Linked DNA regions of Homo sapiens: region 1 is linked to region 2. Evidence: chromatin loops called from intact Hi-C (ENCODE). Cell type or tissue: GM12878. All regions are shown on one strand. Links, peaks and the distances in the headings refer to the core of each region. The heading gives the core; the rest is flanking DNA. Region 1 overlaps LOC124906274 (a long non-coding RNA gene). Region 2 overlaps GPR156 (G protein-coupled receptor 156).

Evidence for each region. Hi-C counts contacts between places; a loop is a spot of excess contacts. Peaks named below come from ENCODE experiments on the same cell type or tissue, not always from the same donor. Only the 100,000 strongest peaks of a DNase experiment are listed, where the experiment ranks them.
Region 1: a loop joins it to region 2, with 8 times the contacts of the local background. A loop is called at or near these places in 32 of 110 quality-filtered maps.

The regions. Positions count from the first base shown.
Region 1 is chr3:120,352,410-120,367,789 of GRCh38, forward strand. It overlaps LOC124906274 (a long non-coding RNA gene), which reads right to left. Exons shown (of 4, transcript XR_007096033.1): 3 at 13,987-14,134; 4 at 10,122-13,811. It also overlaps the pseudogene BTNL12P. Among named protein-coding and RNA genes, the nearest start is that of LRRC58, 11 kb to the left of the region's middle. RefSeq lists an enhancer at 14,456-15,380. In GM12878, for the core only: a CTCF peak has its summit at 5,609 (motif pointing left); no DNase peak of the experiment used is centred there.
Region 2 is chr3:120,236,166-120,253,142 of GRCh38, forward strand. It overlaps GPR156 (G protein-coupled receptor 156), which reads right to left. Exons shown (of 10, transcript NM_153002.3): 2 at 7,838-8,313; 3 at 7,475-7,611. The coding sequence starts at 7,933. Among named protein-coding and RNA genes, the nearest start is that of GPR156, 41 kb to the right of the region's middle. RefSeq lists an enhancer at 6,547-7,746. In GM12878, for the core only: a CTCF peak has its summit at 8,275 (motif pointing right); a DNase peak (open chromatin) is centred at 8,266.

The DNA of each region.
Region 1 (15,380 bases), core at 3,810-7,809, 110 kb after region 2:
GGTGGCAGATCAGAAAGAAATTACAGTTGAATCAGAAAGAAGCAGACATGGGGAATGTCGCTAATTTTTTGTCAATTGTGAAACATAAGTGTGAAGATTCATAAAATATTGCTGCTGAAATCTAGGACTGCCTCATATCCAGAGTAACGCACCAGGTGCAGCTTCACTGAGGCCAACTTGTTAACAGCTGGATTAAATGTGAGCATCTTCTTACTGCCCAGTATAATAACCCTTCTCTATCTTAGCTAACGTGGATGTATCTCTTTTCACTGCAGCCAGATGGGTTTAAATGAAGCAGCATCCCCCAATCTTACAGTGGCCCTTGAAACCCTCCAGTCAGCCTGGAGAATACTGAAAACTTTCTGGGAGGTAAAAGAGCTGTGGTGGCTTGTGAACCCCCACAGTGATGGGGTTCATCTGTGGCTAGCTGAAAGAGATGCCTGAGAGGGGAGTGGAGGCACTGGAGAAGGTAAAGGACAGAGGAGACAACAGAATATGTTACATAGGGAAAGGAACATGGGTTACAGGGAACTGGGAAAGTACATGGCCTGTTTGTCCACTTATCAGAACTTCACCATTATGTCAGGCTTGGCCAATTGAATACATTTCAAGATAAGTCTCTTGACTGGAATAGTATTGGACATTTAGGAGACCAAATGAATTCTCCTCCTCCTTCAGCTACCCTTTCTAGGCTTCCTGAAGGCAGGAACTGCATCTGTTTACCATGGTATCCCCCAAGACATCGTAGGCAGCAAATAGTGAGTGAACGCAATAAATGCATGAATAGTTTTTGACATACCTTACTTAAATAGGCCCTATTGACCTACTGACTGCAGAAAAAACAAGAAATAATCTAAGTAGAGAATCCTTTCATAAACCATTCTAGTTAGGAGGCAGCATACTGATGCAGTTAAAAGAGTGGGCTTTGGTTTTTATCAGATACAGGTTTCAAAACCCACCTCTGGAAATCAGATTTCTCTTACTTAATCTTGATTTTGTTACTTAATTTCTGTAAGGCTTGATTTCATCATCTGTATTATAAAATATATTATCTGTTCCATAGGGTCATTGTAAGGTGAAAATCTAAAGTGCTTAGCATAGTACCTAGCACAAAGTCAATACTCTGTAAGTAGTGGCAATTATTATTATTAGCTGTAATAGTAGTTAATGTTATAACTATTGCTCTCTGCCACTTGTTATATCATGATCAGGGTAGAAAAACAAAGTTGAGAACAGTCTTTACTCATGATTGCACAATTTCCTACATAAACCATGGTCCTCTGCTCTGGGCCATTCTGTGTCTTAGGGATTAGGATTTGGGAGGTTGGTCTGACCTCTCTTGCCCAAGATTTATGCTTATTGTCTTTTTTGTCTTCAAGGTATATCAGGACCTCATGCCTGCTAAACCCACTCCTACCTTTATTTTAGCCACCTCTGATTCAGACTGTCCTTTCTAAAGCACTGCTTTCATGATTTCAACCCATCTCTTTTCCTCCTGCCTTTACCCCATGTTTCCTCATTGCTTATCAGATGAAGGCCAGTTGCTTAGGCTAGCATGCAAGGTTTTGATTTATTTCCACTGCTAAATCCCTCTCAGTCTGGTTTATCCATATTGGCCTAGGATGGTTTAAAGTTCTGCCATCTCCCTGCCAATTGTCCAAATCTCAAAAACCGGTTACTCTATGTTTAGGGCAGCATTGAAAGTAGAAGGAGCTATAGTCTTTCAATCGATCCTGAGGAGGAGTTGGCTTCTATATTTATAGGGACCAAGAGTAAGTCTTCAGCCAGTTTTGTGATATAAGGTCTAGCAGTTTGATTTTCAGCAGTTCTTCCTCTGCCACAGTTTGCTATTGCTGTAGAATTGATAGATTAAAATGTCTCCTGAAATATGTCTCCGGGCTTCTTTATCGAAGTTTAGTCCCTTTTATTTTGAAGATTCAAATAATGACATCTTTGGATATCTTTGGAGTCTTTGACTAAGCATTTGTTAGAGCTATAAAAGCATCTTCATGGCTACTCCCGTTGAATTCACTCCATTTAGGGGTTTATCTTAGACCCGGTGCGGTGTTTTCCTTATTGATTGTTTTGGGAGTTGAAGTGACTATCTTTTAAATTTTATCCACTTGCTCAGCTTATGTTGGTTCCATATTGGCTTGTTTGACCTTTTCATAGATAGCTAGTCATAACTACAACTATAAATGAGCTAAAATAATTTTAATCCCTAATTCATTCACAGATAGACATTGAGTACCTACTGTGTGTAAGAAACTGTACTATATATTGCAAGGTATAAAAACTAGTAAGAATAATAGGTAATGTTTATTGGTTATTTTATAAGTGCCAGGCACTGTCCTAGGGGCTCTGTCTAGGGATTATTTTTATTTAATCCTCACATCCCTTCTATAAGGTACATATTATTATCATCATTCTTCAGACAAGAAAACCGAGATGTGGGAAAATTAACTAACTTGCCAAGTCACATATTTATGGTGTGCTGGATAACAACATAGTAAAATGTTCATGATTTTGTTCAAATACAATCACTGCCTTCAAGAGATTTACTGTCTGGTAACAGAGATTAAACATGAACCTATAAAGAAATCCAAGTTAAAAAGGGCAAAAGATCTGAGTAGACATTTCTCCAAAAAAGATATAAAAATCACTGATAAACACATGAAAAGGTGATCAACATCATTAGCCATCAGGGAAATACAAATTAAAATCACAGTGAGCTACTACTCATACCCACTAAGATGGCTAAAATATAAAAGACAGCTAGTAAGTGATGGTGCAGATGTAGAGAAATTGGAACCCTTATAGACCAATACTGGGGATGAAAAAGTGGTGCAGCCACTTTGGAAAATAGTCTGGCTGTTCTTCAAAAGGTTAAAAAAAATAGTTACCATATGATCCAGCAGTTCTACTCCCAGGTATATACCCAACAGAAATGAAAACATACGTCGTCACAAAAACTTACACATGAGTGTTCATAACAGCATTTTTCATCATAGTCAAAAAATAGAATCAAACCAAATCTCTACCAACTGATGAAGGATAAATAAAATGTGGTATTTACATACAATAGAACATTATTCAGCAACAAAAAGAAATGAAGTGCTGATACATGTTACAACATGGATGAATCTTGGAAACATTATTCTGACACATAAGTGAAAGAAACCAGTCATAAAAGAACACCTACTGTATGATTCTATTTATATGAAATCCTCCAAAATAGGCAAATCTTTAGAGACAGAAAGTAGATTAGTGGTTGCCGAGAGCTAGAGGGAAGGGAGAATGGGCAGTGGTTGCTAATGAGTACAGGGTTTCTTTTTGGCAGGATGAAATTGTTCTAAAATTCATTGTGGTGATGGTTGTACAACTATGAATATACTACTAAAAAATCATTGAACTGTACACTTTAAGTAAGTAAATTGTATGATAGGAAAATATATGAAGTATATATCAATAAAGTTATTTTTAAAAACATGAACCCAAAGTAACTAAAATATAAAATAACATTTGGTAACTCATACAGAAACATAACCAAAAGCTATCAAAGTTCAGAGGAAAAAGACCATTTAGGCTACCACAGTTAGGATAGCTTTCAGAGGACAATGGGATTTGGATAGAGCTGGGATGAAATATACAAAATTGAAGGAAAAAAGAAAATATTTCTTACAAAGCATAGCAAAAAGGAGAAAATTATAGCATATATTTGGGAAATGGTAAGGGGTCTGGTTTGGTTGGCATGCTTAGTGCTGATGGTTAGAATAGACAAATATTGATATGCTTTAGATAATTATGGGAGAAAATATTTAAAATTTTAACTTTGCCCCCAAAAATCTAAGGTGTACTGTTAAGATACAGCACAGAGGAAGAGTAGTAGACTTTGAAATGATAGGTGTGTCTAGGCCTTGGAGAAAGAGGTATGAATACTAGGTAGGAGATCACCTCTGATTCTGCCCTCACTGGAAGCTCCAGATCCCATTTCCTTAACTTGTGTTCTTTATTAGCCTTGCAGTCTTTTCACGAAGACTGCAAGGCTTGGGAGAGTCTGTGGATTGTGGCACCTGTAGAAATAGTCTTATATCTGAGTACAAAGTATTCCTCATGGTTTCTCAATACTGTGCTAGCATCAAGATATTCCTCCTCTGCTTCAGGTGAAAGTCAAATGTAAGTCAAGCCTCAGCCCCCATAGTATGAATTCGAGAAGTGACACAAACTGGTCATAATTATTTCATTCCGTTATATTCCAGTTGTTTTCTTGAGAAAACCAAAACAAAACCAGGGCTAAACAACAAATCCAAAACAAAAATTCTTCAATACGTTGTGTTAATGGATATAGCTTTATTTTGAAACTGCATAGTTGTTTCCTTCACTCAGCCACTAAAAGTGATTTGAGAAACTGAGAGGACCTGGAGATGCAAAACCAGGAACTAACTGCTTCATTCATAGTCTGATGGGGTGAGGAACTTAGGGAGAAGCTGCCTCTGGCACCCATTCCCAGCAACAGGCCTCCTATTCTTGTCTTCTTCTTATTTACCCTGTTGTAATAAGTCTCTTTACCAAGGGAAGCGTTCCTTCAAACCCTTCTCTATCATTTACCTAGACTGTGCTGAGTGTCAGGACTAGGTCAACCCAGCTCAGACCCAGATGTAACCCATGTGCTGTGGGGTTGGAGAGAGAAGGGTTCCCTAATAAAGAATTGGCCACTGCTGAACTTGAGCCTCCAGGGTAATGGAAAAGGCTTCAAACAGGAGATACAAACCATGCTTATCCCTAAGAAGTAGAGAGTAAAGAACAAATCTCACTCTCTCCTTCCTGTACTGTCGCTCACTGTACCACATTATGTGTATAAAGTCAGTCTCTTCATTTCTTAATTTTTTCAGTTACAAAGTATTTATTTTAATGTAAATGTAAAAGGTCACTTTAGAAAATTCAGAGATATGAAAGGAAAACAACTGAAATCACACACACTCTCGCCATCCAGAAACAACTATGGTTTACATTTTGGCGTATTTCTTTCTTTTCCTATGTGTACATATTTCTTCCCACAAAGTTGAAATCATACATATATGTATATGTATATTAAGTTTTCTATTTTAATTTTTTTACCAAAAGTTGTATAGTGAGCATTATTCCCATGTTATTTAATTATTCTTCAAATATGTTACTTTGAAAAAATAGGTGCAGAATAATTCCCCAACATTGAAAAATTATGGAGTTCCTTTTGTTCCACTCTTCTCCCATAATACCTTGCAAACACTTTTTTTAGCTAACAAATACAGCCATTGAAATATTAAGTCTCATGGAGCTCTTTGCTGAGCTTTTATAGCAACAGTTTGGTAATAACAGTATCACCAAGCACTTTCCCTGGGGACATCAACAAGTGTCCCTTCAAAGACATGCTGACTCCACCTCACTTGCTTCTCACCTGGTGGATCAGAGGAACCAGCTGTAATACAAGTAAGCTCTTTTGATAAAGAGACAATTTATTGGGGAGAAATTGTTGACTGTGTTTGTAAACTGGAGAGTCAAATGACTGACAATGTAACTGAAGTGTTGAGGTATCTACATTCCCTTTACACTTTGTTGCCACCTAGAGCTGGTTCATTAGAGTTCTCATTGTTTTTCTACAAACCAGAGGTGAAAAGGGTACAATGCAAAATCTGTGTGCACTGCTAGAATTTTCTGTTTTGGGATAGTTTATACTTGTCTTTAGTAGTATATGATTTTTTTTTCTGTCTTTGTTGTTTTTCTTTTTTCTTGTTCCTGGTTTTTGTTTTGTTTGTTTTTTTTTCAGATGGAGTTTAACTCTTGTTGCCCAGGCTGGAGTGCAGTGGTGCAATCTGGGCTCACTGCAACCTCCACCTCCCAGGTTCAAGCAATTCTCCTGCCTCAGCCTCCCGAGTAGCTGGGATTACAGGAGCCCGCCACGATGCATGCCTGGCTAATTTTTTGTATTTTTAGTAGAGATGGGGTTTCACCTTGTTGGCCAGGCTGGTCTCAAACTCCTGACCTCAGGTGATCCATCCGCCTCGGCCTCCCAAAGTGCTGTGATTACAGGTGTGAGCCACCACACCCGGCCTCTTGTTCCTGTTATAAAGTGAAACTTTGTAAGAATCTTACACCAAATTCAATTCAATTCAGTTAATTCAACAAATACTTATTGGGTGCCTACAACTTGTAGAACACCATGATGGATATATGAAAGACAAAGAGGACCTAGCCATGCGCTTAGGGAACTTATAGTCTAGCAGGGCTGATTAGATAGGCATATAAATAACTGCAAGACAAAGTAGACCAGGCTATAAGAATATTTAATGAAGGAGAAATACTCACAAAATAGTGTCATGAGGAAAAAATTAAACTAGTCACTAAACTGTATATACAAATTGAGTTTTCTGAAAAAGTACACATGTAAAAAACTGGAATACTCTAAAATGGTAGTAGTGGCTGTCTGGGTGATGAATTAAAAGGGATTTTAATGTTCTTTATTCTTTTCTATTTTTTCAAAAAGTTATTTACAGTGAAACTGCTACTATTAGGATAAATAAAAGTAAGCTTTATTAAATGAGAGTGTCATGTAACAATAGAAAATGTAGTGCAAGTGCTGAGGAGCAAAGATCATAACTGACTGGGGTGGGGGAATTAGAAAGGCTTTAGGATTTATGTCTTTCAGAATGATGAAAAATTTTTTTTTTTTTTTTTTTTTTTTTAGACAGAGTCTCACTCTGTCACCAGGCTGGAGTGCAGTGGCACGATCTTGGCTTACTGCAACCTCTGCCTCCCTGATTCAAGCGATTCTCCTGCCTCAGCTTCCCAAGTAGCTGGGACTACAGGCGCACGCCACCACTCCCAGCTAATTTTTGTATTTTTAGTAGAGATGAGGTTTCACCATGTTGGCCAGGATGGTCTCAATCTCTTGACCTCGTGATCCACCTGCCTGAAACTCCCAAAGTGCTGGGATTACAGGCATAAGCCACCATGCATGGCTTGTTTTTTTGTTTGTTTGTTTGTTTGTTTGTTTGTTTTTGAGACAGAGTTTTGCTCTTATTGCCCAGGCGGGAGTGCAATGGCACGATCTTGGCTCACTGCAACCTCTACCTCCTGGGTTCAAGTGATTCTTCTGCCTCAGCCTCCTGAGTAGCTGGGATTACAGGCATGCACCACCACGCCCAGCTAATTTTTTGTATTTTTAGTAGAGACAGGGTTTCACCGTGTTGGCCAGGCTGGTCTCAAACCTCTGACCTCAGGTGATCCACCCACCTTGACCTCCTGAAGTGTTGGGATTACAGGCGTGAGTCACTGCGCCCGGCTGAAAAGCTTCTATATCTTAGAAATAGTAATAAAGTTTTACTGAATTGAAAAGACATTATATTTCTACAATTTTTTTTTCCCATGACATTTGACTATAGTCTCTGTCTCTATTAATGATAGGCTGGGCGTGGTGGTTCATGCCTATAACCCCAGCACTTTGGGAGGCTGAGGCGGGCAGATCACTTGAGCCAGGAGTTCAAGACCAGCTTGGGCAACATGGGGAAACCACATCTCTACTAAAAATTACAAAAATTAGCTGGGCGTGGTGGCATACACCTGTAATCCCAGCTACTGGGAAGGCCAAGGCAGAAGAATCTCTTGAACCCTGGAGATGGAGGTTGCAGTGAGCCGCAATTGCGTCATTGCACTCCAGCCTGGGCAACAGAGCAAGACTCTGTCTCAAAAAAAAAAAAAAAAAAAAAAGACCTATAGCTCTAGTAGCTGCTATCTGCCGTATTATCTTTTAAAATTTATATTATTTTAGATATGTCTTTAAAATATTTTACTACATGTACCATGAAGAGATATTTTCTAAATCAGAAGATGATGTCAATCACTAATCAGATTCATAGAGTATATAGACTTGGCAAAGAATCTTACTACTTGTCCCACTGAACGCAGAAATGCTTTATTTGGTCATTGGCTGGAATGGCTACTCGTTTGTCCTTCTTTTCTTCTGAAGATTTCTGTATCTGTTACGGTTCAACCCACAGAGCACATATTTTTCAGCGTCTAATAGGCTCTAGAAAGAGAGTTCCTATAATATTCTGAAAGTCAGCTGCTTCATCAGCCCATGAGCGTCCTGTTTTGGTAGATGCCCTGGGTGATGTGGCTTCCCATGGTGTGCGGGTGACATAGCAGAGGTTTGTCAGGTCAGAGTTTAGGTGGAATGTACAGGCTTCAGCTAACCTACAGAGTGAGAGTCTTGTCTCTGTGTAACCTGGATGAATTATTTATTTTCCTTCTGCCTTTGTTTCTCACTTATAAAATGAAGATAATAGTAGTACCTACTTTATAGGCTCATTTTATAGATTAGATTTGGCATTTGTAAACATTTGATGTAAAGTTGCTATTATTATGATGTATCATAGATAGACTCGATGGACTGTAGCAGATTTTTTAAAAATCTTAAATAGATAACAGGAAGAAGAGGAGAAACGAACATATGCTGAGAGAGTACGATTATGTTACCTTTGTTTTCTTGGAAATAGTGAGGGGCCAAAGAACAAGTAAAGAAATAATTGTCATGCAGTGTGATTCATGCAGCAATAAAAGTATGTTCAAAATAAAGAAGAAGGAATGATGAACTGCATATGGGTGCGGGAGGGCTTGAGAAGTGCTACTTGGGCAGAGTTGTTTTTTTGTTTTGTTTTGTTTTGTTTTGTTTTGAGACAGGGTCTCACTGTGTCACCCGTGCTGGAGTGCAGTGGCGCGATCTCGGCTTACTGCAACCTCTGCCTACCGGGTTCAAGCGATTTTCATGCTTCAGCCACCCGAGTAGCTGGGATTACAGGCATGCACCACCAGGGCCCAGCTAATTTTTTGTATTTTTATTAGAGACGGGGTTTTGCTATGTTGGCCAGGCTGATCTCAGATTCCTGGCCTCAAGTAATCTGCCTGCTTCAGCCTTCCAAAATGCTGGGATTACAGGCACGAGCCACGGAGCCCAGCCTTGGGCAGAGTTTTGAGTAAGTGAGTAGTTGGGGAGTGGATGAAGGCAGTGGTGATAAGGGATGTGCCAGGCACAGAGGATTTGGACAGCACCACAACTTTGGGATGGTAGGTGGGACGTAAAGTGCGGGGGAATAGTGAGAGATGAGGCCAGAGAGGGAGGCTGGATTCTGTGAGAATCAGTGGCTTTACCTATATGTAGATGTGCATTTGTGTCAGAGTTTCTTGAAAGGGCTGAGAGTTGCTAATTCCTTTCTTCTACCGCTTCCAAAGCTATCCTGAGCTTGTTAATGCCATTCCTATTAAACTATGGCCCTGGCTGGGCAGACTCATTTAGTACTGTCTCTTGGTTATTTTTCTCCATTTGGGAAGCATTGCACCATGACTTCGAAGATACACTTGTATATCTACTAGTTAAATGTCTTCCACTTTAGACTTGCACCAGCAACATCCAGAAAGGCCAGTGAACATGGCTTGGGAAGCATAGGAAACTGTCTTTTGTCCCTCATATATCTTCAGGGCTGACTTCAGATCCAAATGACTTCAACTGTGACTCAGTTAGAGAGGCAGATTTTCATATTATAGAAAGAGAGCTCCTGGTTCGTACAGCAAAACAAACAAACATGCACAAGATTAGGCTGTGTGAACTTGACTCAGTAGACATTCCCACATGGGGTACTGAGGTGCTGGAAGCCTGTCTACTAAAGGTGCACTGGTGGGCATGGAATCTAAAGGGGGTGTCTGTGAGGGCCATCCTGGGTCCCAGCAGCAGGTGGTTCCATGGTTATGCTGCCCCACACTTTCTTGGCTGAACCAAATTTTCTGCCTTTCATTTTGTTCCTTACAAAATGTCCTTCTTTTTGGTGACTGTTAACATACTTCTTCACAGTGCAGGTGAGTCATTTTTCAAAAAACTTTGTGGGCATTTATGAAATAGCTTTGGGGATAGTGAGGAAAACATTTGTTTGGAGATAAACGACATAATCTCTCTGAATCTCATTCTTTTCATTTGTTATATGAAAATAACAAATTTATTTTTTACAGGAAAAATTGTATTTATTTTAAAAATCTATATTTACTTCATAGGAAATGGTTAAGAGCAGATGGGAGAAAATAACAGACACATATTATAAATCATTATTGTTTATTCTGCTTTCTTTTTTTAAATGAGAAAAACTTCCACCCCACCCCCCCCAATTTGGTTTGTCCATTTGAAGCCATATCTGAATGACTAATCTCAGTCGTATCTATAGTGTGAACCTCCCAACCAAACCAAACAAAACAATACTAGACACCCACTTTCAAGTGACTCTGACAAGTGCCAATTTATAGTGTAGCATCCAAAATATTTGAAATCAGGTCTGTCCTGAAAAATCTGGATGGGCAGTCAACAAAGGGTTTATGTAAGTCTTTTTGTACTCAAATCTTCAACTCTCTTGGTGACAAACAATATACAGATGTTGGAAATGTTAATATGATTCAGCTAACCAAAAGTCCATAAGCAAAAGTTTTTTAAAAAAACACTGTGTATCCCAAATCTGGCTGTATAACTACTCCATAAAGTGATCAAACACATTTATAGTCTTCAGGCTTATGCCATCTTCCAGAGACCTGCAGCAGTTCTGTCAGTCCCTTAAAGGTGGCAGCAGCTTGAAGGCATCCTCAGGCTCCAGAGTTCAACTCAGGAGTTAGTACAAGGCCTGGTCAACCCAGGTTACATTTGCTGGCTCTTTTCTCTTGATGTTTGATTATTCTGTGTGTGTGTGTGTGTGTGTGTGTGTGTGTGTGTGGTGGGGAGGAGGGCGGGGGGGCTGGGTGTTGGGGGGTGTGTGTGTGTGTGCGGGTAGAGGAGAGCAGTAAGAAAAGTAAGGTGGTAATCCACTCATAGTTAGGAAAAACTCAACCAAATAAAGGAATAGGTATGTATGTAGGCAAGAAAGAGAATGATCTGTTGATTCTAATCTCACATTTTGTAGCAATATTAAGAACTTAATACTATGTGCTAGGTACCATGGCAGATGCGTTAGACAGTATCTTTCTACATTTTTCTAAGTGTTTTCCCACATTATTAACCTTTTTCTGAGCTTTTGCCTCGGCCTCTTAAGGCTTGGGAAGCTAAAGACACATGGTTTAGAAATAACACAGATTGAAATAGACAAAGGAGTTACTCAGATTCAAGCAGGGCCATCTGCAGACATATCAGTTAGAAATTGTCCTTTATACTAGTTACATCAGCAGGAAGTTGTGTTTCATGATGCATTGGCTAGAGCCTTTGGATCCCTGAGTTTGAGACCCCTTCCCTTGGGCCAGAAAGGGTACAACTGTAGCAAGAACTCCTGAGTACAACTGGAGAAGGTAGAATCAAGGACCACTCATGGGTAAACTACATATTCTTGTGAGAGACATTGGGGTGGGGGAACAGCTTACTAAAGTGTCCACTCATCTACTTTACTCCTGTCCTTCTGGAAAATGACCGAGCCATGTCATATAAAAACAGTCTGTAAGATCCCATGGTATTTCATTAAAACCTCGGACAGGTGTTATAATTCTAATTATACACAAGGAAGCTATAACTCAGAGAGATTAAGTGCCTTTCCTGATGCCAAATGATTAGTAAGGGGGTACTTAGAACTAGAACTTGGATTTACAATTCGTCAGACCAGGATTTTACAAAAATAAAGTCCCACAAAAATTATAAAACACTGCTTTTTGGTGATAACCACTTCAGAAAAATAATTTGAGCAAGAAAGCACTTCAGGTTTTTACTTGCAAATCAATCCTTCTAAAGGTTATGCAAGTTATTTCTCTTTGCCTCCTTTCCAGCCTGTCTTGTAGTCATTAATTCATTTAATTAGTCACTGATTCATTCATCAAACTTCGAACCAGTGCCTACTATTAGGAGACAAAAGAGCACATTTCAGTTGGAGAGCTTTGGAGTCAGACTGCCTAGCATTGAATGACAGCTCTACTGCTCACTAGCTGTGTATCCTTGAGTAACTTACTTCACCCACTGTGCCTTGGTTTTCTCAGTAGTAAATTGGGGATAATTACCTGCCTCAGTGTTAGTATCAGATTAAATGAATTAATGCCAGAAAAGCTCCTAGAATATGTTTAGAACATTGTAAATACTTGATAAATGTTACCAGATATGGTCAGAGTTCTCCAGAGAAACAGAACAAACTGGAAAAGAGAGAGAGAGGGGGTTGGCGGGGGGGTAGAGAGAGAGGGAGAGAGAGCCTGATTTTTTTTTTGAAGAAATTGGGTCATGCAGCTGTGCTTGTGGAGGTTGAGAAGTCCCAAGATCTGCAGTCAGCGAGCTGGAGGTGCAGAACAGTCTATGGTATAGTTCTAGTCTGAGTCTGAAGGCAGGAAAAGACTGCTCAAGCAGTAAAAGCAGGAGTTCCCTCTTACTTGAAGGAAGGTTGGCTTTTTTGTTCTATTTAGAACTTCAACTGATTAGATGAGGGCACCTACATTAGGGAAGACAATCTGTTTTACTCAGTCTGTCCACTCAAATGTTAATCTTATCCAGAAACACCCTCATAGACACATTCAGAATAATGTCTGACCAAATATCTGGGCACCCCCATCAACAGCCACGTGATTATCACTACTGGAATGAGCAGATTGTATCTGTCATTCATCTGGAATGTTCTCTATTACATGTCTCTTAGGCTGTTCTTTGCTTGGCTGATGGCTTGGAAGCTTCCTTGTCTACTAAGTTACCATTTGAATTTGGTCTTGGTGCATAACCTATTTTGCCTTCTATTTCATCTCACCTTATTTGATATAATGAGGTGAGATGAAATATCAAATAGTAGTCTTATTTAGGCTCACACTGACCAACTCTTCTGCCTTTCCACTGCTTGTTTGTTACCTGCATAGTGTCTCTAGAAGGAAAAAAAATGCCTTCCTACTGGAGTCCATATTTTCATAATGTTTAAGTCTCATTATTCTCTCTTACTCAAGCTGAGAATTTAATTAGTCTTTTATGTTCGAAAGTTTGGTAACCATGACCCTAATGGTTCTTTTTAAATTCTGAGAGGTCTCGTTTCTTTTTGCAGTGGTACTAGTATCTTACTTTGTGATCTTAAGCAATTGTGCTTCCTGGGAATCAGTTTTGTCTTTTAGTAGCAGAGACATTTTACAGAAGAATTCAATTTGGAAGCCTAATTTATAAAGTAAATTAGGGAGGGATTGTTCTGATTGAAGTGTTAAGGGAGTGGAGATCTCACTGACTTGCTCTTCACCTGGTCATCAGTGGCAACCTATGAGGTGGGCTTTGGGGAAAATAGTTCAAAAACATTGAATCAGAGGATCTGTAAGCTTTCTTGCAAATATAACACATCAGCATTCTATTCCATGTCATTATTCTATGAATATACATAGTGCATGGCTATATTCCCTATAGCCCTCAGGTCCTGCTATGGATAGCTCTGCCCAGATTGGTAGATATTTGTGGCAGGTAGAATAGACTTACTTACTGAACATCTTTTCCCGCCTTTCTGATGTGCATTCCTGGATTGCTGAAACTGGAGAGTAAAACATATTTCCAAGATTCCTTTGCAGTTAGGGTTCTGGGAATGACTTAGAGTCTGCCAATCAGATATATTTTCTCAAGAATTAAATGGCAACTGATTGAAGTGGGGAGAAAGGTTATAGTGCATGACGCATTCTTTCATTGGCCAGTGCAATCTAGCAGGTGCAGATTGGCTATGGAAGCAACACCCGTGGTGATGACTTCCTGCATCACCAGCTTCTTGATAAGGCAGAGGCAACTGTTCTTCCAGAAGACCAGTACTGCAGTGTTGTTGAGCCTAGCATAATGTGGGGGAGGACAGACACAGATATTACACATCTCACCTTCCATGCCCTTCTTTGGGCTCATTTCTTCAGCCTCCCAATGATTTTGTAAGTGTCTAGTTCTCTGTACTAAATCCCTTATGCATGAAATAGCTAGAGTGATTTCTTTTATCGCTTATTAAATCTTACCTGATGCAGTGCTGATTGGTCTTTATTAACTTCATTTCTTCTTTGACATTCTCGGTGTCTACAGAGGAGCTGCGGGCCCACCCATTCACTGATGTTACCCTCTCCTGTCATTTCTCCTTTGTGAAGGGCACTGAAAATCTTGAGTTTTCTTGGGAAAGAGAAGACATCAAACAGGCATATGAGGTAGAGGATAATAAAGAATATTACCTCCTTTTCAAGTACCTTGATTTTTTTGAAGTTTTCTCGAAGTTGGTTTACCAGTTTCACAATAACACAGAGCAACTAGAAGATCAAAATTCCTTGTATGAGGGAAGAGTATCTGTGGACCAGGCTGAAATTTCTGAGGGGACTCTATCACTTTTACTAAGAAATGTGGATTTCATGGATGAAGCTATCTACAAGTGCTCAGCCATCACACCAGATGGAAGAGGTGAAAGTACAATTAAGCTAATAGTAGAAGGTAAGGGAATTTATTGAATGAACTTGATTTCAAGCTCTGTCTCTATTCATAAGTTATAACAGTGACAACTTATCTAGTTCTCTCACTTTTCCCCTTTTACTCAAATTATTATCAGTTCTTCTTATTCCCAACACGTCAATTCGTCTTAGCTAAAAATATTGCCCTGAGCGAAAGATGCTGTATCTATACCTGTATACATTATTCATTCACACAGACAAACAAAACATTAACAACAACAACAACAACAAGCACTGGTCTATCAAAAACTCTCCAAACAAGTTGTAACACTGAAAAATCAAAATATGATATAACAGTCTTACATGAAAACGCTGAGATATGACATATGGTTTAGTGAGAAGAGCCCCGCATTGGGAGTCAGGAGGCCCATATTCTAATTTTGGATGACTTTGGGTAACTCATTTAGCTTTTCTAGGCTTCACTTTTCTCACTATTAAAATGTAGGTTGGACTGGATCAGTGGATCTCCGTAGTGATCCAGGGATCCTTACCCTTCACAGGATTGCATGAAGAGCTTTTCCCCCATCAGAGACTTTCAGGGATTGGGGAAGGCATGGCAGAATTCCTCCAGGATAAGAGTTGGAAGACATGAGAAGGTGGTGGTTGTGAGAATAATTCGTTATCTTCTGTGGTTCTCAGCAGGGTATGTGGAGTTCAGTGGTGAATCTGGAATGAATCCACTCAAAGAGGGGAAGATTCCAAAAGATAAAGGCAGCAGTGATAGATGAGAACTGAAAGGCAGGAGCATACATGTATCCTGTTCTTCTCTTACTATGCTTGGATCAAAATTTTAACTACAGTGAATCTCAAGATATATTGCCTACATAACGGGTTAATGTAAAAAGCGAGAGCATGTATTCTGCTAGCCTGAGCCTCTTGGGGCTGAAATAAAAAAGGAACTAATTGTTTTGTTATTT
Region 2 (16,977 bases), core at 6,175-10,174:
CTTTCGCTGTGTCCCAGAGATTCTGGTACACTGTCTCTTTGTTGTCACTAGTTTCAAGGAACTTCTTGATTTCTGCCTTAATTTCATTATTCACCCAGGAGTCATTCAGGAGCAGGTTGTTCATTTCCATGTAGTTGTATGGTTTTGAGTGAATTTCTTATTCTTGAGTTCTAATTTGATTGTGCTGTGGTTGGAGAGACTGTTTGTTATGATTTCAGTTCTTTTGCATTTGCTGAGGAGTGTTTTACTTCTGATTATATGATCAATTTTAGAGTGCCATGTGGCTATGAAAAGAATGTATATTCTGTTGTTTTTGGGTGGAGAGTTCTGTAGATAACTATCAGGTCCATTCAATCTAGAGTTTAGTTCAGGTCCTGAATATCTTTGTTAATTTTCTGTCTCAATGATCTGTCTAATATTGTCAGTGGAGTGTTAAAGTCTTTCACTATTATTGTGTGGGAGTCTAAGTCTCTTTGTAGGGCTCTAAGAACTTGCTTTATGAGTCTGGTTGTTCCCATATTAGGTGCATATGTATTTAGGATACTTAGCGCTACTTGTTGAATTGAGCCTTTTACCATTATGGAATGCCCTTGTCTATTTTATCTTTGTTGGTTTAAAGTCTGTTTTGTCAGAAACTAGGACTGCAACCCTTGCTTTTTTCTGTTTTCCGTTTGCTTGGTAAATTTTCCTCCATTCCTTTATTTTGAACCTATGTGTGTCTCTGCACTTGAGATGGGTCTCTGGAAGACAGCATCTGGGTGTTTGCTGATGCTGACGGGTCTTTGCTCTTTGGCCAGCTTGCCATTCTCTGTCTTTTAATGGGGGCATTTAGCCCATTTACATTTAAGGTTAGTGTTGTTATGTGTGAATTTGATCCTGTCATCATGACGCTAGCTGTTTATTTTGCCAACTTGCTTATGTGGTTCCTTCATAGTGTCACTGGTCTGTGTACTTCAGTGTGTTTTTGTGGTGGCTGGTAAGTTTTTTCTTTCCATATTTAGTGCTTCCTGCAGGAGCACTTGCAGGGCAGTCCTGGTTGTAACAATTCCCTCAGCATTTGCTTGTCTGAAAAGGATCTTATTTCTTCTTCACTTATGAAGCTTAATTTGGCCTGATATGAAATTCTGGGTTGGAAATTCTTTTCTTTAAGAATGTTGAGGCCGGGCGCAGTGGCTCACGCCTGTAATCCCAGCACTTTGGGAGGCCGAGGTGGGCAGATCACGAGGTCAGGAGATCGAGACCATCCTAGCTAACACAGTGAAACCCCGTCTCTACTAAAAATACAAAAAATTAGCTGGGCGCGGTGGCGGGCGCCTGTAGTCCCAGCTATTCGGGAGGCTGAGGCAGGAGAATGGCGTGAACCCGGGAGGCGGAGCTTGCAGTGAGCTGAGATCGCGCCACTGCACTCCAGCCTGGGTGACAGAGCGAGACTCAGTCTCAAAAAAACAAAAAATAAAAAAATTGTTGAATATTGGCCTCCAGTTTCTTTGGCTTCTAGGATTTCTGCTGAGAGGTCCACTGTTAGTCTGATGGGCTTCCCTTTGTAGATGACCTGGCCTTTCTCTCTGGCTGCCCTTAACATTTTTTCTTTCATTTTGACCTTGGGTAATCTGATGATTATGTGTTTTGGGGTTGATCTTCTTGTGGAGTATCTTACTGGGGTTCTCCACATTTCCTGAATTTGAATGTTGGCCTGTCTTGCTAGATTGGCGAGGTTCTCCTGGATGACATTATGAAGTATGTTTTCCAATTTGGTTCCATTCTCCCCATCTCTTTCAGGTACTCCAATCAGTTGTAGGTTTGGTCTTTTTACGTAATCCCATATTTCTTGGAGGTTTTGTTTGTTTTCATTCTTTTTTCTCTATTCTTGTCTGCCTGTCTTATTTCAGAAAGACAGTTTTCAAGCTCTGAGATTCTTTCTGCTGCTTGGTCTACTCAGCTATAGACACTAGTGATTGGATTGTGACGTTCTCACGTTGTGATTCTCAGCTCCATTAGGTGTTTTATGTTCCTCTCTAAACTGGCTATTCTGGTTATCAGCTCCTGTAATGTTTTATCATGATTCTTAGCTTCTTTGCATTGGGTTAGAACATGTTCCTTTAGCTCAGCAAAGTTCGTTATTACCCTCATTCTGAAGGCTACTTCTGTCAATTCAGCCATCTCAGTCTCAGCCCAGTTCTGTGCCCTTGCTGGAGAGGTATTACAATCATTTGGAGAAGAGGCACTCTGGCTTTTTGAGTTTTCAGCATTTTTGCATTGATTCTTTCTTATCTTTGTGGGCTTATCTACCTTCAGTCTTTGAGGTTGCTGACCTTTCAATGGGTTTTTTTGGGGATCTTTTTTGTTTATGTTGTTGTTGCTGCTTTGTTTTTCTTTTAACAGTCAGGCTCCTCTTCTGCAGGGCTGCTGTGGTTTGCTAGTGGTCCACCCCAGACCCTAATCACCTGGGTCCCTTCTGCACCTGGAGGTATCACTATCACCAGCAAAGGGTGCAAAACAGCAAAGATGGCTGCCTGCTCCAAACTGACGCTGGCCCAAACACTCCTGTAAGAGGTGTCTGGGGATCCCTTTGGGAGTTCTCACCCAGTCAGGAGGAATGGGATCAGGGACCTGCCTCAAGAAGCAGTCTGGCTGCCCCTTGGGGGACTGGGTGCACTGCACTGGGGGGATCCCCTTTTGTCCAGACTGCCCAGACTCTCCAGAGCCAGCAGGCAGGAAAGGCTAAGTTGGCTGAACCACAGAGACTGTGGCCACCCTTCCCCTGAGGGGCTCTGTCCCAGAGAGATCAGAGTTCTGTCCATAAAACCCTGGCTGGAGTTGCTGAAATTCTCACAAGGAGGTCCTGCCCAGTGAGGGGGGATGGATCGGGGTCCCACTTAAAGAAGCAGTCTGGCCACAATCTGCCACAGCAGCTGTGCTGCGCAATGGGGAGGAAGTTCTGTTCTATGCTGTTTGTTGAGACTTTATCAGAAATTGATGTTGAAGTTTGTCAAAAATTTTTCTGTATCTACTGAGATGATCATATAGTTTTCTTTTTTAGTTGGTAAATGTCATGAGTTATTGATCAATCTTTAGATATTAAACAAAGCTTACATTCCAGGGATAAACCTCACGTTGTCACAATGATGTATTCTCTTTTTAACATTTGGTGATACTCAATTTGTTAAAATTTTGTTTAAAATTTTGAATCTATGTTTATAGGACATATTAGCCTATAGCTTTCCTCCTCCCTTCTTCTTCTTCTTCTTCCTCCTCTTCCTCTTCCTCTTCTTCTTCTTCTTCTCCTTCTCCTTCTTCTCCTCCTCCTCCTCCTCCTCCTTCTCCTTCTCCTCCTCCTCTTCCTTCTCCTTCTCCTTCTTCTCCTTCTCCTTCTTCTTTTTCCTATTCAATTTTGAAATCAGGGTAATACTGCCCTCATAGAATGAGTTGGGAATTACTTCTTTATTTTCAGTTTTTTTAGAAGAGTTTGAAGTTGAACTGGTAATATTTCTAAGTCACAGCTTAGTTGGGTGCCTGTGGCTCAGGTTTTCACATAAGAATACAGTCAAGGTGTCACAACAATACAGTCAAGGTGTCACCTGTTTCAAAGTTCACTGACATGGCTGTTAGCAAGCCCCAGGTACTTGCTGGCTGCAGGCTGGAAACATCAGTTCCTTGCCAATGGGGGCCTCTTTACAGGACAGCTTATAACACAACAGCTGGCCTCCCACAGAGTGGGAGTTAGTGGGACAATGAGAGAGCTCTAAGGTGGAAGCCACAGTTTTTGTGAACTAATGCCAAAAGCGACATCTCACTAAAAAGCAAGTTAGTAAGTTCACCTCATACTCAAGGAGAGAGGACTTCATAGGAGTGTGACTACAAGGAGGTGGGAATCATCGAAGAACATCTTAGAGGCTATCTACCATAGTTGTTTACAACATTACCTTATCCGTCATATCTACAGAATCTATAGTGATGTCACCTCTCCCATTCCTTATTTGGGTAATTGTATCTTATTTCTTTTTTTTCTGATCACTTTGGCTAGAGGTTGATCAGTTTTACTTATCTTCATAGCTTTTGGCTTTACTGACTTTTTTTTCCTATTGTTTTCTGTTTCCTATTTTATTTTCTAACCTGATCTTTATTATTTCCTTTCTTCTACTTACTTTGGGTCTCATTTGCTCTTTTTTTCTGTTTGTAAGGTGGAAGATGAGGTCATGGATTTGAGACATTTCTTCTTTTCTAATATGGGGTTTAGTTCTCTAGATTTCCCCCTAATACTGCTTTAGTGGCATCCAACAAATCTAGGTTGTATTTTCATTTTAATTCTGGTCAATATTTTCTAGTTTTCCTTTTGATTTCTTTTTTGACCATGGATTAAAGTGTTCTATGTAGTTTCTAAATATTTCAGGATTTTCCAGAGATCTTTCTGTTATTGATTTCCATTTTAATTTCATTGTCAGAAAACATAGTTTATATGACTTGAATCCTTTAATTTTTTTTTTTTTTGAGACAGAGTCTTGCTCTGTTACCCAGGCTGGAGTGCAGTGGCATGATCTCAGCTCACTGCAACCTCTGCCTCCCGGGTTCTCCTGCCTCAGCCTCCCAAGTAGCTGGGACTACAGGTGCATGCCACCACACCCATCTAATTTTTGTATTTTTAGTAGAGATGGGTTTTCACCATGTTGGCCAGGCTGGTCTCAAACTGCTGACCTCTGGTGATCTATCCGCCTCAGCTTCCCAAAGTGCTGGGATCACAGGCATGAGCCACTGCACCCGGCTTGAACCCTTTTAAATTTAATGAGACTTTTTCTATGGCCCAGAATATGATATATCTTGGTAAATGTTCCATGTGTACTTCAAAAGAATATGTATTCTGCTGTTGTTGGGTGAAAGGTAATATAAATGTCAATTGGGTCAAGTTGGTTGATAGTGTTCAAGTTTTCTTTATCTTTACTGGTTTTTGAAATTTTTATAAAAATTCAATATCTGCAACTGGATTTAAACATTTTTGTATTATTTTTATTGTGTTAAAATATTTTTCTTCCTCTCCTTTCTTGCATATACACACACATGAATACTCACACACACAGTCCCAAATTTAGAGACCACAGAATTGTAACGAAATAAAGCATCTGATTGTGATGCTGCATCTTTTAACAAATGTATTGTTCAATAAAACACTTTTGAAACTGGGTTATTTTATCTTTCCTTGTCTGACCTTGTAAGCCACTTAATTGTAAAATGTGTTTTTATTCACAATACCTCTTAATATTTTATTCTTTATGCCAAGTCATGCTCCCACTGCAAACAAAACAGGCAGCAAAATATTTAATAGAGTGAAAGAAATATAAGGGTTTCTAGTATAATGCTGTTTACAGGTGTTCCTGTTTTAACAGGATATATAAATACTTGATAAACCTTGTATTCTGCAAAATTATATGTAAAAATAATAGACTGTGGGGAAAATAGGATGGGGTCATAACACTCAAAACAGTTAACTTTGTAACAAGAGTATTAATAAAATATTAATTATTCCAACTAAAACACTACCACCCAGTAAATGTCCACTAGCATTTGTACCCAGGATCAAAGTCAACTTCTACAGTCTTAAATCTCAAGACACAGGTCCTCAGGGGCATTCATCTCCAGTAGATAACATTGTCAAAAAATTAAAAATCTGCTCTGGATCTGTGCTTTCTTTAACAATCAACTGAAGTTTTTAAACATAAGGCAAATGTCTTCTCCACTTCTTCATCTACTCCTACAGCCTCATCTTGTAGGGAAGACACAAGTTCTTAAGCCATTAAGCCAGACACTACTTGCACCAAGGGAAGGAACTGCCAAGCTTAAAGCTTCCTTTACTAGCTGTGAGAAAGCTTGCCCCTGAATGTTTAAATTATTGATTTGCTGGGGGAAAAGTAACATATGAATCAATGACATAATTTTCTTATTACCAACTGGGTAATACCAATTGAGTATTACTTTGCATTATAGAAACATGTTACAGCTGAAAAGACTGTACTCCATAGTTCTCTAACCTTGAAATGCATGATTTTCCCAGTCACTTTGTTGGCAGCAGCCACCGTTGGGATTTAAATCTCTTTCCTCCCAGGATCACTGGATGCATATTTACTGAGCACCTATTATATCCCAGAGTCTGTTCTAAATGCTGGAGACACAGTGGTGGGCACAAGAGGACAGGCAAAGTCCCTGTGTTCACAGAATTCCATTCTGGTAGGGGATACAGACAATCAACAGGTAAATCAACAAATATGGTAATAGCAGACTATGCTTGCTATAAGGAACATAAAACAGGCTGATAGGATATGGAATGAGATGAGGGGGTGATCATGGGTAGGGATACTACTTTAGATAGGATGATCAGGGAAGGTGTCTCTGAAGAGGTGACACTGGAGCCAAGACCTATAAGATGAGAAGGAACTAGTCATGGGAATATCTGAGGAGGACTTCCAGGCAGAGGGAACAGTACAGGAACAGTAAGTACAAAAGCCTTGAGATGGGAGTCAGCGTAGTGTGCTTGAGGAACAGAATGAAAAGTGGCTGAGGCAGTCTCTGGGGTATACTCTAGTTGGAGTGCCACGTATCACCACCATGCTGAGGCTGACCCAACAACCAATCACTGCTGCTTAACAATTCCACGTCCTCCATGCCTAACATGGCAAAACAGCATCCCAAAATGCAACTGACCAATTCTCATCTGAGTGTCAAATCCACAGGCAATGGAGCACGACATGCTTGGTCACCACACAGGGTAAGGCTGGAGTGGGGCTGGACGAGTTTGGCTGGTTTGAGGAAGTTGTTAATTTCTGATTGTGGGCTCCATCTAGAAGTCAGCTGTGGGCTAAGGAGAGGGCTGGAGCAGGGCTTCTCATGAGGCACCCTGGGACGGCTGTGGTAGGATGAGGGTACAGTGTGGGGGTGGGAGAGATGGGATGGGCCCTGAGGAAGGATGAAATTGCATCCAAGGCAAGGTGCTATAAGTCCCTTCAGAAAAAAGTCACCATTTTGCTTCTTTTGCGAATCCTGGGAGCCATACTTACCCTGATAAGCTGATGACTTTCTAGTCAGCCAGAATTATCTAGCAAATAGCCAGGTAGCAGTGCTTCACTGCTTTTGCAGAAACCCTAACTCACCCAGACTGGTTCTGCTGTGCTGTCCTCAAGTTTTTGTGTTGTTTTGGAATCCTCTACATGGTCTTCATTTTAAATACAGATACCTCATCTTCTCAGAAGGATTGTACCTCCATTATAGAGAGAGACTCTTCATTCTCTTCTTTGGATACCCTTGCAGTAGTTAGCACAATACCGACCTAGATCTTTCCCCTTCTCAACAGGTAGACTATTTCAGAGGGAATGTCTCATGTGGTTTAATCCTGTAGTGGGAGACCAGATAGTGGCTTGTGCTGCCAAAAGATACTAACATTTGGGATTTCATGATTGAGCTATGTGTGATGAGAAACTGGGCTGCTTACCTGTTCTTCCTGCAGTGAATTGTAAAGGCAAGAAAGAAAAGTATCAGCAGAAGTCCACAGCTGAGAAAAGTCCAAACAATACCCAAGAGGACAGGAGATAATGAAGAGATGGTCTTACTGCTGTGGTGGGAAGATGTCTGAGGACAGAATAAGGAGGAGCTGTTAGGAATGAAGGATCTTCTATAGGTCAAAAACAAACTGCCCCATCGTCACCAAGTGCTGGGAAATATGTATCCTGCATGAGCAGTTTCTCCTCCCACTCCTCCCCTTCCTCATCCCCCTTTCCCTCCACCTCCTCCTCCCCAACACCACCACCACCACATACATCTGAGCAGCCCTGGCATCCTGTGGCTGCTCACTTACAATTGTTGTCTTGCAGAGATCATGAAGGGGTCTCCGATCCAGCTCCTGGCCAGGAAAACTGTCACACAATTCAGAGCAGTTTATTTCAGGCTCCATGTCACCACATGCCCCTGTTGGTGTGTGCTTATTCACAGTCTTGGTTACCCACTGGTAGGGATGTAGATCTTTGACTAAGACACAAGAGCAACTCAAATCTTTTCTTCAGAGGCCCCATTTTGGAGCTGGCTGCAGGCTCAGAATCCAGAGTGAACAACCCATTCAGGTAGAAGCAAAGGGTTATTTCGCTAGGCTCCTTCATCAGACATCCTTCAACTGGTGACCCTCCAAAGTCAGACATCCTTCAACTGGTCCCCTGCTGCGAGTGCATGCCATGTGAGTCAAGAGTGGACATCTTAGTAACCATCAGGCTACACAAGGTGATGATTCTGGTTAACCACCAGATGGCAGTCACTGTTCGAGTACCCTCACTCTGGTTCCTGAAGAAAGGAAAGCAATTAAACCTGTTAAACAAAGGCATGTATACACACACACACACACACACACACACACACACACACACACACACACGTAAATGGTTTATTAGAGAGGTTTTAAAATATCATCTATTTTAATTATATAGTTATATTTTATTATACACTTTATTATATATATTACAAAGGTATCAAATATCATATATTTAAATCAACATATTTTAAGCCATTATAGTAAATAATATTTTTAAAACAAAGATAAAGCATATCTAACATTTTCTGCAGTTTCTTTTCAGATCCTGTTTATGGCCCAGTACTGTAAAGACCTTAGCTTAGACTTGTGAGCCACATTTTTCTTTTTTCCATACTGGGAAACCCAGTGCCCTCCCAAGATCTTTCTAGGCAGCTCATGGCTTAAGTTCTGTCTGATCCTGGATGGTGCTGGGCTCAGGTGCCCCATGCTGTCTCCACACATGATCTGTCGGTCACTCTAGCTCTTGTTCTCTCTAGCTCTTGTTCTCTATGTCCAGTCGGCTGGGGTCAAAGAAAGGTACCCAAGCTGCCTGCAAGAGTCTTTGTGTGTTTGTATTTAAACTGTGAGACTAACAGGCGTGAGATAGACTACTCAGGCAATAGGGAAAGAAACTGGGGAGCTCTAGGAACTCCTGCAGAGTGAGTGGCTGGCCAGAGGATGGTGTTATTTCTCTCAGAAGATCCTTGCAATATGAATAATGTGATCTAAAGAGAAGCTCAGCCTTGTGGAACAAAGACAGAAAGGCAAAAAGGCTCAAATTAGCACCAGTAGAAAAGATAGCCATATCCCTAATTCTTTAAAACAATCAATCCCTTAATAGAGAAAATAGATTTGAAATTTTACCAGTGGTAATCTAAAAGAGGCTGCCACTTCTGCTTTGTATTTTTTAAACAGCTTAGCACAGTTTTCTTTGATTGTGGAGGAAAATTGGACAAGGCAAAAATATCCATTACTATTATCTCAATAGCCACTGAACACAGGGCCCATGTTTAAGCCAGAACAACAGTGACAGGTGGAGAGTGCCATCTTTGGAGTCTGTGTGCTTAGGCACAAATAATATAGCACCAGGTGCTGACCATTCATTGGCCTCTCATATGTTCCTGAATTATTTACCAGGTTTATTACAATGAAATCCCAAGAGAACTAAAAGCCACTATCTCCCATCAAGGCATTTAAATTATTGCATATTCTAGTCAGATTATTGAATGCAAAATTAAGAAGCAAATATAAAAACCTATTTGCATTCTAATTTAGTTGAGATTTTAATTGCTAGAAAGATATTTTTTCTTTTCTTTTTTTTTAAAGTTAGAGATTTCCTATTGTGCCTTCTAGCACAGAACCATACTGCAACCACAGGGAGGATTATTACAACATGATGGATTAGAAGAAAATGTATTTTTCCTATATTGCCCTTTTAATCATAGTGGCAAATAAGTACACTTATATTTGAACCATTATTCATTCAATGTTTATATATTATTATATCATTTGGAAGAAGTGTATATGTATATGTATGGGTGTATATATACATAAAACCTCATTTTGTCCTCACTACAGTGTTTTGTGATGTAAACACCATTCCTCATTTTCAAATAAGTAAACTGAAAAGCAGAGAAGAAGAAAACCCTGCTCCAAATCTGCAGAGGCAAGAATCCCAGGAGTTTACATTCCAAGGTCAATGTCATCCCAGTATACACTCCACATGGTGCAGACACTCTGGACTAACTTCTTCCAAGAAGATACCAAGGGGCCTCTTGGGTTTCTTCAGCTTTAGTTCCCAGAGGTGCACTTCTGTGGGCTCCCTAGAGCTTGGCATGCCATAGTGCCTCTTTACCAGTAGTTCTCAACTATGCAATTTTGCACCTTTAGGGGACATTTGGCAATTCTGGAGACATCTGTGGTTGTCAAAATTAAGAGAAGGATGCTATTCACATCTAGTAGGTAGATGCCAAGGATGCTGCTAAACATACTATAATTCACAGGATGGTCTGAACAACAAAGAATTATCTGGCCCCAAATGTCAACAGTGCTAAGGTTAAGAAACCCTGGTCAACACTGTGCACCCCAGGTGGGCTGACAATCTTAAACTTAAATTATCTTTGAGGGATTCTGTAAATATGATGGGGTTGTCCATCTGAGCCTAAAGTCCTGGGGGATGCAACTCTGACTTGGAATAAATTTCTGAGCACATTCTAGAGGTACCCTTGGATAAGCTAAACTCACTGGCTTGGAACCCTGAATGCTAGGCCCCTCTTCAGTCCATGGATATCCAGTGTAGAAACTTTATATACCGTGATATTGGGCTCCTACATGGGACAGGCATTAAACTGCAAACTTGGCACACATTCAGAGAGATTCACACAAGAGGAGCTGATGAAACAATGAAGGGCTCAATCATTGAAAGGAAAGAGTTGAATGGTTTCAAAAAGTGTTTAGTGATTGGGAAAGTGGGTGGGGAGTTATCAGAGAGGGTAATGGTAAGACTTCTGACCACAAGATATATACAGAATCGAAGGCACAAAGGGAAGGGTCTTCCAGGCCCCTCCAAAAGCTACCTTCCCCCTGTACCCTCACAACTAAGTCTCTAGGGAGAAACTGTTTATGTCATAGACAGTAGTAGACCCAAGGCCATGTGTGGTAGTGTTTGCAATTTATTTGACAGAGATTACAGAATCCTTCCCAGTGATTAGGATCAGGAAAACAGACACTATCCCCAAGCAAGATGGTCATTTGCAAGTTCACCCCTCTGTACAGGCCCATATCTTTCTCACAAAATCTCTATTCTTCTATACGTAATTTATGACCAGTCATACAAATACTGTCTTTTAACAAGTTGTTTTGGTTGTTTTGCAGTTGGTAGAACTTCTGCTTCTGTCTGTGAAGAATTAACTGCTGTGCAAATTGCTTTTTTCTGTGAACAAGTTGAAAACCAGACAAAACACATGAAAGAATCATTTTCAGGCATTGTACAACAGATGCCACACAACTGGGCTTCCTAAGAGATACTGCCTGGAGGTCATTTCCAGGTCACAGCACGTGGAGGGAAAACCAATCAGAACCTAGAATTCTACCTGAGGTAAGGGGGAATGGATTGGAATTTAAGGATGTTGAGGTGGTTAGAATTTGTGGGACAGAGTAATGAAGAAGAGGGAGATACAGAGAGTGGGGAGAGCACTTTGGAAATCTGCAGAGGATCCCCCCCAGTCTTCTCCTAAGTATGATTTGGATATGAGCTGGAAGAAACTACTTGGAGTTGAAGAAAAAAACACTGATAGGCAATAGCTGAGTAATTCCTGGAGCTCACACAGGGCTGAGACTACCCTGTGTTTCCATCAGCCAGTGTGGAGAGACCCCAAAATACACAGGACATTGGATAAAATCCTCAGAAAAGCCACATCTTAGTAGTAAAAACAAATTAACTCTAAACTAGATGTTACTCTGGATATACCCTAAAGGAAAGTCTCAAATGGATCAAAGTGATCTGTAAAAACTCAACTGCATTCCAGAACACAACTCAATGCTCTTAAAAGGAATATAACAACATCCAGTGCTCAACAATGTAAAATTCAAAATAATCACCAGGCATTCAAAGAAATGAAAAAATATGACCTATACCCATAAAGTTTTAAAAAATAGATAAATAATATCAGACACAGAAATAACAGAAATGATATAACTATCACACAAGAACCTTAAAACAACTATTATAAATATGCTCTAGGATATAAAGCAAAATATGAACAAAATGAGGAGAGAATTGAAAGATAAAAAGGAGATCTAAATAGAACTTCTAGAGATAACAATATAATATCTGAAATAAAAATGTAACAGATCAGACATTGCAAAAAGAAACATTGGTTAACTTAAAAACATAGCAATAGAAATTATCCAAAAATCTGACCTCATTTAAAATTGCTTCACACTCCCTCTGGCTTTTGTAAATGTTCTTTCTCTGATCTGCCTTTTCCTCCATTGTCCTCAACAGCTTTTATTTTTATTTATTTTTTTTTTTTGAGACAGAGTCTCACTCTGTTGTCCAGGCTGGAGTGTAGTGGCAGGATCTCAGCTCACTGCAACCTCTGCCTCCCAGCTTCAAGCGATTCCCCTGCCTCAGCCTCCCTAGTAGCTGGAATTACAGGCACCTGCCACCATACCCAGCTAATTTTTGTATTTTTAGTAGAGACAGGGTTTCACCATGTTGGCCAGGCTTGTCTCAAACTCCTGATCTCAAGTGATGCACCCGCCTCGGCCCCCCAAAGTGCTGGGATTACAAGTATGAGCCACCATGCCCAGCATGTCCTCAACACCTTTTAATGTGTTATTTAATTTATATATGTATTGGTGTCCACCGATTATTGACTTCCCCCATTAGAACACAAATTCTGTGAAAGTAAGGATCTTAATTTTGTATACCAGTGTATTTTCAGGTGCATAAACAGAAAATGATTGATAAGAATGATATATGGCGGCGGATCAAGATGGCGAAATAGAAGGCTCCACTGATCATTCCCTCTGCAAGGACACCAAGTTAACAGCTGTCTACACAGAAAAAAACACCTTCATAAGAACCAGAAATCAGAGCAGAAAGGCAAACTAGATCAAACTCAGCTGAAATGTGCAAACGGAGGGAGGATTTAAAACAGCCCTAGCCAGAGAAGAATCACCAATCCCAGTGGTCTAAACTTGAGTGCCTGTAAACCTCACCAGTGAAGGCCACAGTGCTCTTTGTCTCCAAGTAAACTTCAAAAGCAGTCTAGGCCATAAGGACTGCAACTCTTAGGTGAGTCCTGGTGCTGAACTAGGCCCAGAGACAGCAGACTGGGAGTGCATGCAACCTACTGAGACACCAGCTGGGGCAGCCAAGAGAGTATTGGCATCACCCCTCCCCTTACCCCAGGCTACACAGCTTACAGCTCCAAAAGAGACCCCTTCCTTCCACTTGAGAATAGGAGAGGGAGAAGTGGGGAGACCATTGTCTTGCGTCTAGGATACCAGCGCAGCCACAGCAGGATAGGGCACTGGTCAGAGTCATGAGGCCTCCATTCTAGGCCCTAGAAACCAGGTGACATTACTAGACACACCCTGGGCCAGAGGGAACCCACTGCATTGAAGGAAAGGACCCAGCCCTGCCGGCATTTATCACCTGCTAAGTGAAGAGCCCTTGGTTCTGAATAACCAGCAGCAATAACCAGGGACTATGTTGAGGGCCTTGGGTGAGCCTCTGAGACTTCCTGGCTTCAGGTAGAACTCAGTACATTACCAGCTGTGGTGGCTGCAGGACAAAACTTCTGCTTGATAAAAGCAGAAGGAAATGTAAAAGGGACTTTGTCTTGCACCTTAGGTACCACCACAGATACAGGGGGTTAGAATACCAAGAGGGCTCTTGGAGTCCCTGATTACAGGACTTGACCCTTGGGCAGCATTTCTGGACCTTCCCTGGGCCAGAGGGGAGCCCACTGTCCTGAAGGGTGAGTCTCAGGCTAGGTAACATTCAGGACAAGCTGATTTAAGAGAACTTGGGCCTTAAGGGAACATCAGCAGTAGTCTGGCAGTCCTCCTCATGGGCTGGGTTGGCAGTGGCCAACATGGCGAAACCCTGTCTCTACTAAAGGCAGTTCCTCTGCCTTTGGAAAGGGGAGAGAAGAGTGGGAAGGACTGTGTCTTGTGGTCTGAGGGCCAGCTCAGCCACAGTATAATAGAATACCAGGTAGACTTCTAAGGTTTTGGACTCTAGTCCTTGACTCCTGGACCTACCTGGGGCATAGGGGAAGGACAAAGCCTTTCCTCTAAAATCTGGAACACAACAAGGATGCCCACTGCCATCACTGTTATTCAACATACTACTGGAAGTCCTAGCTAGAGCAATTAGATAAGAGAAAGATATAAAAAGCATCCAAATTGAAAAGGAATAACTCAAATGATCATTGTTTGCAGACAATATGATCTTATATTTGGAAAAACCTAAAGACTCCACAAGAAAAATGATTAGAACTGATAAATTCAATAAAACTGCAGGATACGAAATCAACACACATTTACCCAAATAAACATGAATCATTCTAGTATGTTCATTACAGCATTATTCACAATAACAAAGACATAGAATCAACCTAAATGCCCATCAATGGTAGACTGGATAAAGATAAAAAAATAAAGTTCTTGTAATACACAAGAACTTCACAATGCAATCACAAGTATCCATAGGATGGACCAAGCAGTGGAAAGAATTTCAGAGCTTGAACACTATCTTTCTGCATATAGACAGGCAGACAAGAATACAGAAACAAATAAAAAGAGAAGGAATGAACAAAACCTCAGAGAAATATGAGATTATGTAAAGAGACCAAACCTATGACTTGACTGGGGTACCTGAAAGAGAGGGGCAGAATGGAACTGAGTTGGAAAACATGCATCAGGATAGCATACAGGAAAACTTCTCCAAGCTAGCAAGATGGGCCAAAGTTCAAATTCAGGAAATGCCGAGAACCCCAGTAAGATACTCCACAAGAAGATCAACTCCAAGATACATAATCATCAGATTCTCCAAGGTGAAAATGAAAAAAAAAATGCTAAGGGTAGCCAGAGAGAAAGTCCAGGTCACCTACAAAGGGAAGCCCAACAGAAAACAGTGGACTCCTCAGCAGAAACTCTACAAGCCAGAAGAGACTGGAAACCAATATTCAACATTCTTAAAGAAAAATATTTCCAATCCAGAATTTCACATCGGGCCAAACTAAGCTTCATAAGTGAAGGAGAAATAAGATCCTTTTCAGACAAGCAAATGCTGAGGGAATTTGTCACAACCAGGCTGCCCTGCAAGCACTCCTGAAGGAAGCACTAAATATGGAAAGGAAAAACTGTTACCAGCTACTACAAAAACATACTAAAGTACACAGACCAGTGACACTATGAAGCAACCACAAAAACAAGTCAGCAAAATAACCAGCTAGCATCATGATGACAGGATCAAATTCATACATAACAATACTAACCTTAAATATAAATGGGCTAAATGCCCCCAATTAAAAGTCACAGAATGGCAAGCTGGATAAACAGCCAAGGGCCATCAGTATGCTGTCTTCAAGACACCCACCTCAAGTGCAAAGACACACATAGGCTCAAAATAAGGGAATGGAGAAAAATTTATGAAGCAAATGGAAAACAGAAAAAAGCAAGGGTTGCAGTCCTAGTTTCTGACAAAACACACTTTACACCAACAAAGATAAAAAAAAGACAAAGAAGGGCATTCCATAATGGTAAAGCGTTCAATTCAACAAGCAGAGCTAACTATCCTAAATATATATGCACCCAATACAGGAGCACCCAGATTCATAAAGCAAGTTCTTAGAGACCTACAAAGAGACTTAGACTCCCACACAATAATAGTGAAATACTTTGACACTCCACTGAAAATATTAGACATATCACTGAGACAGAAAATTAACAAAGATATTCAGGACCTGAACTAAGCTCTGGATCAAGAGGACCTGATAGATATCTACAGAACTCTCCACCCAAAAACAACAGAATATACATTCTTCTCATCACCACATGGCACTTTTTCAGCAAAGGCAAAAGTATTGAAATCATAACAGTCTTTCTGACCACAGCACAATCAAATTAGAACTCAAGATTAAGAAATTCACTCAAAACCACACAACTACATGGAAATTGAACAACCTGCTCCTGAATGACTCCTGGGTAAATAACAAAATTAAGGCAGAAATCAAGAAATTCCTTGAAACTAATGAGAACAAAGAGACAACATACCAGAATCTCTGGGGTGCAGCTGAAGCAGTGTTAAGAGGAAAATTTATAGCACTAAATGCCCACATCAAAAAGCTAGAAAGATCTCAAGTTAACAACCTAATATCACAACTAAAAGAATGACAGAACCAAAAGCAAACAAATTTCAAAGCTAGAAGAAGACAAGACATAACCAAGATCAGATCAGAGTTGAAATGAAAATATAGACACAAAAAACCTTTCAAAAAAATCAATGAATCCAGGAGCTGTTTTATTTAAAATTAATAAAAAGATAGGCAACTAACTAGACTAATAAAGAACAAAAGAGAGAAGAATCAAACAGACACAATCAGAAATGTTAAGTGGGATATCATCACTGATCCCACAGAAATACAAACAACCATCAGAGAATACTACACACACCTGTATGCACATAAACTAGAGAATCTAGAAGAAATGGATAAATTCCTGGACACATACACCTTCTCAAGACTGAAGCAGAAAGAAATTGAATCCCTGAATACACCAATGACACGTTCTGAAATTGAGGCAGTAACAAATAGCCTAACAACCAAAAAAAGCCCAAGATCAGACAGATTCACAGCTGAATTCTACCAGCGGTACAAAGAAAAGCTGGTACCATTTCTACTGAAACTTTTCCAAAAAATTGAAAAGGAAGGACTTCTCCCTAACTCATTCTTGAGGCCAGTATCATCCTCATACCAAACCTGGCAGAGATACAACAACAAAAAAAGAAAATTTCAGGCCAATATCCTTGATGAACATTGAGGCAAAAATCCTCAATAAAATACTGGCAAACCAAATCCAGCAGCACATCAAAAAGCGTATCCACTACGATCAAGTTGGCTTCATCCCTGAGATTCAAGTTT